2 separate regions of the Homo sapiens genome follow, and region 1 is linked to region 2. The links are chromatin contacts, found by Hi-C or POLR2A ChIA-PET in ENCODE. All regions are on one chromosome and are shown on one strand. Each heading gives the region's core, a stretch centred on a gene start or an enhancer-like site at or near the end of the contact. The rest is flanking DNA. Distances are from core to core; before and after follow the strand shown.

Region 1 (2,700 bases), core at 51-2,550, 1.4 Mb before region 2:
ATCGAGATGTCTTATTTAAGGGGAGAGTGTGGGCGATCTTAGTTTTATGGCCCTGAAGTAAGAACCAGATACCAGGTATAGTTTCAGAATTGTCACCCCCAAGTGTTATGGGCCCGGAGCGAAGACAGTAGTACTCCCGAGCGGGAGGATGATTTCTCGGAGGTTGGTAGAGGTTTCTTGGAGGTTGTTTTGTCCTTTTTCTTCCGATGAATCATTACAGCTCAATGACAGCTTCAAATCGAACAAAACCTCTAGGCCTTTCATAACCGCAAGCTACTGAGGACATAACCAAGTCACTGAAAGGAAGCAGCAACCGCTTCAAACTCGGCCCCTCAAATGCTCAGTAGAGGCCCATAACTTCCAGCGGTTGATCTCTGTAAATTGTCTACAACCACCCCCGGGTCGTCAGAAACCCATCTTTCAGACCCACCTTTCGGAAGTGTTGGTCCTCGGTCACTCGACAATCACACACACAAGCATACAAAAAGAGGGGGAGGGGCCGCAATACATTTGTAAAACACTGTCAGAGATGGAATTCGTCCCAAGGACTTTTGCGGCACCCTTCCCTTTCCCGCATCAGGTAGAGTCGGTCTGTCGCTCCTCAGACCCCCGCTCAACGCTCTCCCACCCTGACCTTCTCAGATGTAGAAGAGTAACATTTGCCCCAACTGCATCCCAGGCTGCTAAGATCCTCGGCTACTCCCAGTGTATCCCCGTCCCCGCTCCCTGGATCCGTCCAAGTTCCTCGTGGCTAAGTCCCGAGCGGTTTCTCCGTCGGCCGTCTGAGATCTCCCGGAGGGCTACCTCGCGGGTGCGGACCCCGGCCCCCGGCCCACCTCCACCCCGCCCCCTGCGGCCCGCACCCTCCCCAACATGGCCCGCAGCCGCCCCCTCGGGACGCCTTCAGGGCCCGGTCGCGACCCCTCTTCCCGCCGCCGGCCGGACTCACCCAAGCTGTGGCCTCCGCCGGGCCCTCCTCGCCCAACCAGGGGGCGATGGGCGCTCCCCGCGGCCGGCCTCGCTAAAGATCCCGCTCCCGCCCGCCGCCCGCGGCCCTCACCTCCCCGCCGCCGCCCCGTCCGGCCCCAGCGCCGAGCTCCGGTCTCCTGGATCCGGCGCCCGCCCCGCCCCCCTACCGCGGCCTGGCCACCGCCGGTCCCCGAGCAGGCTCGGGGCCTCAGCCCGCCCCTCCCCCTTCACCTGCTCCATAGCGCAGCGCGGTCCGGAACCCCGTTGAATCGAATCCGTCCGCTCCGCGTTCCCAACCGCACGCGCCGCCTTCTGGAACCTACTAGAAGCTACCGGGACCCCGGCTCCCGCCCCTTCCTCGCCTGCTCACTGGTCGAGTTCTTCTAGGGGGAATGTCTGTGCTGCTCTACTATTGGCTTGAGGTCCAGCCCATCATCTCCACTTCCTTCTCATTGGACAGCGGGGAGTAATTCCCTCAACCCTGCCTCCCCCGCACCTCAGGATTGGGCGCTCCTCTATAAACCCACCCATCTCAGGCTCCACGAATGGAGGGAGGAGCGAACTTCTGCGACACGGATTGGTCTTTTGCACTGCCAATCGTAGCCGCGCTGGCCGCGCCCATTGGTTCTGATCGTTCTGGAAATTTCCACCTCTCCCATTGGGCTGCCGGACTCCATGTCGGAACCGCCTTCAGAATGAGAGCGATTCCAATTGGGCGGAGGGTTGCCAACTCTTTGCGCTGATTGGTTTAAATCGCTGCCCTTCAAAAGGCCGGGTTTCGCCCCGCCCCTGATATATGGGAGTACCGGCTGCAGTCGGGGTCTGTAGCTGTGTCGCCGGCGGCTGCGGGGCCTCTGGGTTGCTTTCCCTCTCGCTCCCGAGTGCCGCGAGTTCCAGGCGGTCCCCGGGATCGCCAGCGGCACAGGGCCCCAGCCCTTCGCCCGCGCATCGGGATGGGGGTCCTAGCCGGTGGGAGCTGCCTGTCCCTCGAGCGCCAGCTACCCGCGTTGTCCAGCGCTCCGGCCTCGGCCCGGCCCTCCTGCCTCCTGGCTGTTAGGTTCTGAATGTTCCGGAAATGCCACGTGACCGCGAGGGCGCTTGGGCTTGGGCTGGACAGGCCGGGGATCTCACCGCGGCGGGCCCGGCTGTCCCGCTTGGGCGTCCTCAGTGGAACCGCACACCCTTTCTCAGCGCGCCGGTCGTTTGGTCCTGTAGGGCCGAGGGGAATTCGTGCGGTGTTGAGCACGCGGGAAGCACTTAACGAAAGGGAGCTGCCCCTCAGCCCTCGTGAGTCCGATGTAAAGGAGTGAAGGAGACGAAGAACTGAATCAGTAGTTGACCGCCTGTGAGCTGGCGAGCTGTGCCCTGGTAGGGCCTTAAATCCCAGCCCCAGAAGTCGGAGGCAGGGCAGGCACCCCAAAGCGTGGAAGAGATGCACCTGCGGAGTGAAAATGCTGCTATTGCTTCTAGGGTCAGCCTTGGTTCCTGGAACAAAGGAGCCGCATGACTCGGGTCTGGCGATGATGTTGGGCTCTGCAGTGTCCTCATCCTTCCCCCTCTCTGGGTAATGATATCTTCCCAGGGTTTAAAGTGTGTCCTCTCTGCCAGTAGCTTGTCTCCACAGCCTCATCTTTAATTCCACCTGCCCCACCCATTTTGGACACTGCAGCCAAGTTGCAGCAGATCCGCAAACCTGGTAATCCCTCACTTGAAAGTGCTGGAGGCTTTAGG
Region 2 (2,789 bases), core at 144-2,643:
TGCTTAAAAAAACCTAATAGTTGGCTGGGAGAGGTGGCTCACACCTGTAATCCCAGCACTTTGGGAGGCTGAGGCGGCCAGATCACGAGGTCAAGAGATCAAGACCATCCTGGACAACATGGTGAAATCTCGTCTCTACTAAAAATACAAAAATTAGCGGGGCTTGGCGTTCCACGCCTGTAGTCCCAACTACTCGGGAGGCTGAGGCAGGAGAATTGCTTGAACCTGGAAGGCGGAGGTTGCAGTGAGCCGAGATCACGCCACTGCACTCCAGCCTGGTGACAGAGCAAGACTCGGTCTCAAAAAAAAAAAAAAAGCAAACAGAAAAACACAAACCTGATAGTCTATAAAAAATTTGCCTGTGTATAAATTAACATAAAAAACTTTAAAGGTAAAATGGAAGTTCCTTTTCATATACTGTTCTGCAACTTAGTTTCTTTACTTACACCATGAACATCTTTCCCTACCACTGTAAAAACTATCTTGAGCTTCTTGACAGCTATTTAATATTCCTTATCTTTGAGAAGCCATTGGTAGAACATCTGGACTTTTACTAATGTCTCATTTGTATAAATAGTGCAAGGATGTATAAGAATGTACATATTTGTTGGCAAACTTGGGTGCTTTTATGGAGTGGACTTTCAGCTGGCATTTACGAGTCAGAGTTCTTACAGAGCTGCCTGTTCTTCCACTCCAGGTGCCTTCAGGACAACAACTGGGACTACACCAGATCTGCCCAGGCCTTCACTCATCTCAAGGTAAGGTCTGGAAATACAGTGGCAAAAAGACTAGGATCTCTGGGCCTCCAGGAGGTCAGGTTAGCTGAGTGGGGTTGCTGAGTGGCGAGGGTAGGCCTACCTCTACTGACCTTCATTTTTCTCCAGGCCAAGGGCGAGATCCCAGAAGTGGCATTCATGAAGTGATCGTAGTCATGCCTCAGAAGCAGTCCCCCCTGTAAATAGTCCTTGGATATTACCGTCTGGTTGTCGTCTGTCATCTCCTCCTGTCTGGCCCGAGGCCGCCCCGTGACTGTGACCGAGGGAGGGAGGGCTGCCTGATCCCTCTCCTCGCCTGCCTTCTGGAAGACTTCAGAAGATTGAGCCTCACTGGTGCCAGGAAGCCAAAGCTTACTTTGTAGAACTGACACTAAACTACCCGAAGGACTTAGGTGCTTTGTGTACTTAACCCCAGGACCTCCTTACTTTTTAATATAAAGAGTGATGTTGTATTTCGTGTTCTGCACTTTTTAATATAAAGAGTGATGTTGTATTTCGTGTTCTGCGTGCTGGATTGGTTGTCTCCTCCCAGCCCTGAGCGAGGGGGGCGGGCCCTCTAGCGGGGGCGCCCAGGGAGGGCGGAAGGCGGCTCTGCGGCAGGAAGCCCCACCCCGGAAGTCGGCTGGCCATGGCGGCGCCTTGGAGGCGATGGCCCACGGGGCTGCTAGCCGTGCTGCGGCCCCTGCTCACCTGCCGGCCCCTGCAAGGCACGACGCTGCAACGGGATGTGCTGCTCTTTGAGCATGATCGGGGCCGCTTCTTCACCATCCTCGGGCTGTTCTGCGCGGGCCAGGGCGTCTTCTGGGCTTCCATGGCTGTGGCAGCCGTGTCCCGGCCCCCGGTTCCGGTGCAGCCTCTGGATGCGGAGGTCCCAAATCGTGGCCCCTTCGACCTGCGCTCCGCGCTCTGGCGCTACGGTCTGGCCGTCGGCTGCGGCGCCATCGGTAAGACGTGGGCTGGCTTCCCACTGTGACAACGTGGGGTGGCGGGACACGACCTTCCCTATACAGGCAGGGAGAGTCAGGGACTCCCTATCCGAGAGTGGCGGGCGGGCTTTACCCCACAGAAATGTGAAACACTGGCCGGGCGCGGCGGCTCAAATGCTGGGAGGCCGGAGGCGGGCGGATCACTAGGTCAGGACATCCAGACCATCCTGGCTAACACCGTCAAACCCTGTGTCTACTAAAAATACAAAAAATTAGCTGGGCGTGGTAGCAAGCGCCTGTAGTCCCAGCTACTCGGGAGGCTGAGGCAGGAGAATCAATTGAACCTGGGAGGCGGAGGTTGCAGTGAGCCGAGATGACGCCACTGCACTCCAGCCTAAGCGACCGAGCGAGACTCCCCTCTCAAAAAAAAAAATTGGGAAACAGTGATGTCTCCGAGCGCCGTGCCCTGTCATAGCCTAGGCTGAGGGCTGCCCTTCACTCTGCGACCTTGAGCAAGGTCCTTAAAGCTCTCCATCTTCCCATTAAAATGGAAACGGACATCTATTAAGGTTGTTGGGAGGAATAACAAGATTACTGGGTATAACAGGAGCTCAGTACTGCACTCCAGCCTGGCCGGCAGAGTGAGACTCAGTCTCAAAAAAAAAAGCGCTCAGTAAATACTACTTTCATCCCACAAATTTCTTATTCAGAGGGCACTGGAAAGGTCGGTACTTAGATGCCCAGTGAAAACCCCTCACCCCAATCTCTGCCCTGCCTGCAGGAGCCCTCGTACTCGGTGCTGGTCTTCTCTTCTCTCTCCGGTCTGTGCGCTCAGTGGTGCTTCGAGCTGGAGGGCAGCAGGTGACCCTCACCACTCATGCCCCCTTTGGCTTGGGGGCCCATTTCACAGTTCCTTTGAAGCAGGTATCTTGCATGGCCCACCGGGGTGAAGTCCCTGCCATGCTACCTCTGAAAGTCAAAGGCCGACGCTTCTATTTCCTCTTGGACAAAACTGGACACTTCCCTAACACAAAACTCTTTGACAATACTGTGGGTGCCTACCGGAGCTTGTGAAGAAATGACCTCA

The links. Hi-C counts contacts between places; a loop is a spot of excess contacts on that map. ChIA-PET counts read pairs that join two places held with the same protein, here RNA polymerase II (POLR2A). Pooled maps may share reads with other maps.
Region 1: a loop to region 2 is called in a pooled map, with 4 times the contacts of the local background. The contact joins the promoter of STIP1 here to the promoter of TMEM223 in region 2. A Hi-C loop is called at or near these places in 6 of 50 pooled maps. POLR2A ChIA-PET finds 5 or more read pairs at or near these places in 5 of 52 experiments (GM12878, H1, Panc1 and 2 more).

The regions. Positions count from the first base shown.
Region 1 is chr11:64,184,771-64,187,470 of GRCh38, reverse strand. It overlaps STIP1 (stress induced phosphoprotein 1), which reads right to left and starts at 1,300. Exons shown (of 14, transcript NM_006819.3): 1 at 1,201-1,300. The coding sequence starts at 1,209. LOC124902686 (a long non-coding RNA gene) reads left to right here and starts at 1,790. Exons shown (of 2, transcript XR_007062712.1): 1 at 1,790-2,700. RefSeq lists silencers at 1,088-1,147, 1,848-1,987 and an enhancer at 2,108-2,177.
Region 2 is chr11:62,790,610-62,793,398 of GRCh38, reverse strand. TMEM223 (transmembrane protein 223) reads left to right here and starts at 1,393. Exons shown (of 2, transcript NM_001080501.3): 1 at 1,393-1,720; 2 at 2,484-2,789. The coding sequence starts at 1,405. The coding sequence ends at 2,776. NXF1 (nuclear RNA export factor 1) reads left to right here. Exons shown (of 21, transcript NM_006362.5): 20 at 698-758; 21 at 885-1,269. The coding sequence ends at 923. It overlaps MIR6514 (microRNA 6514), which reads left to right and starts at 628; the gene lies at 628-697. RefSeq lists a silencer at 1,264-1,413 and an enhancer at 1,484-1,993.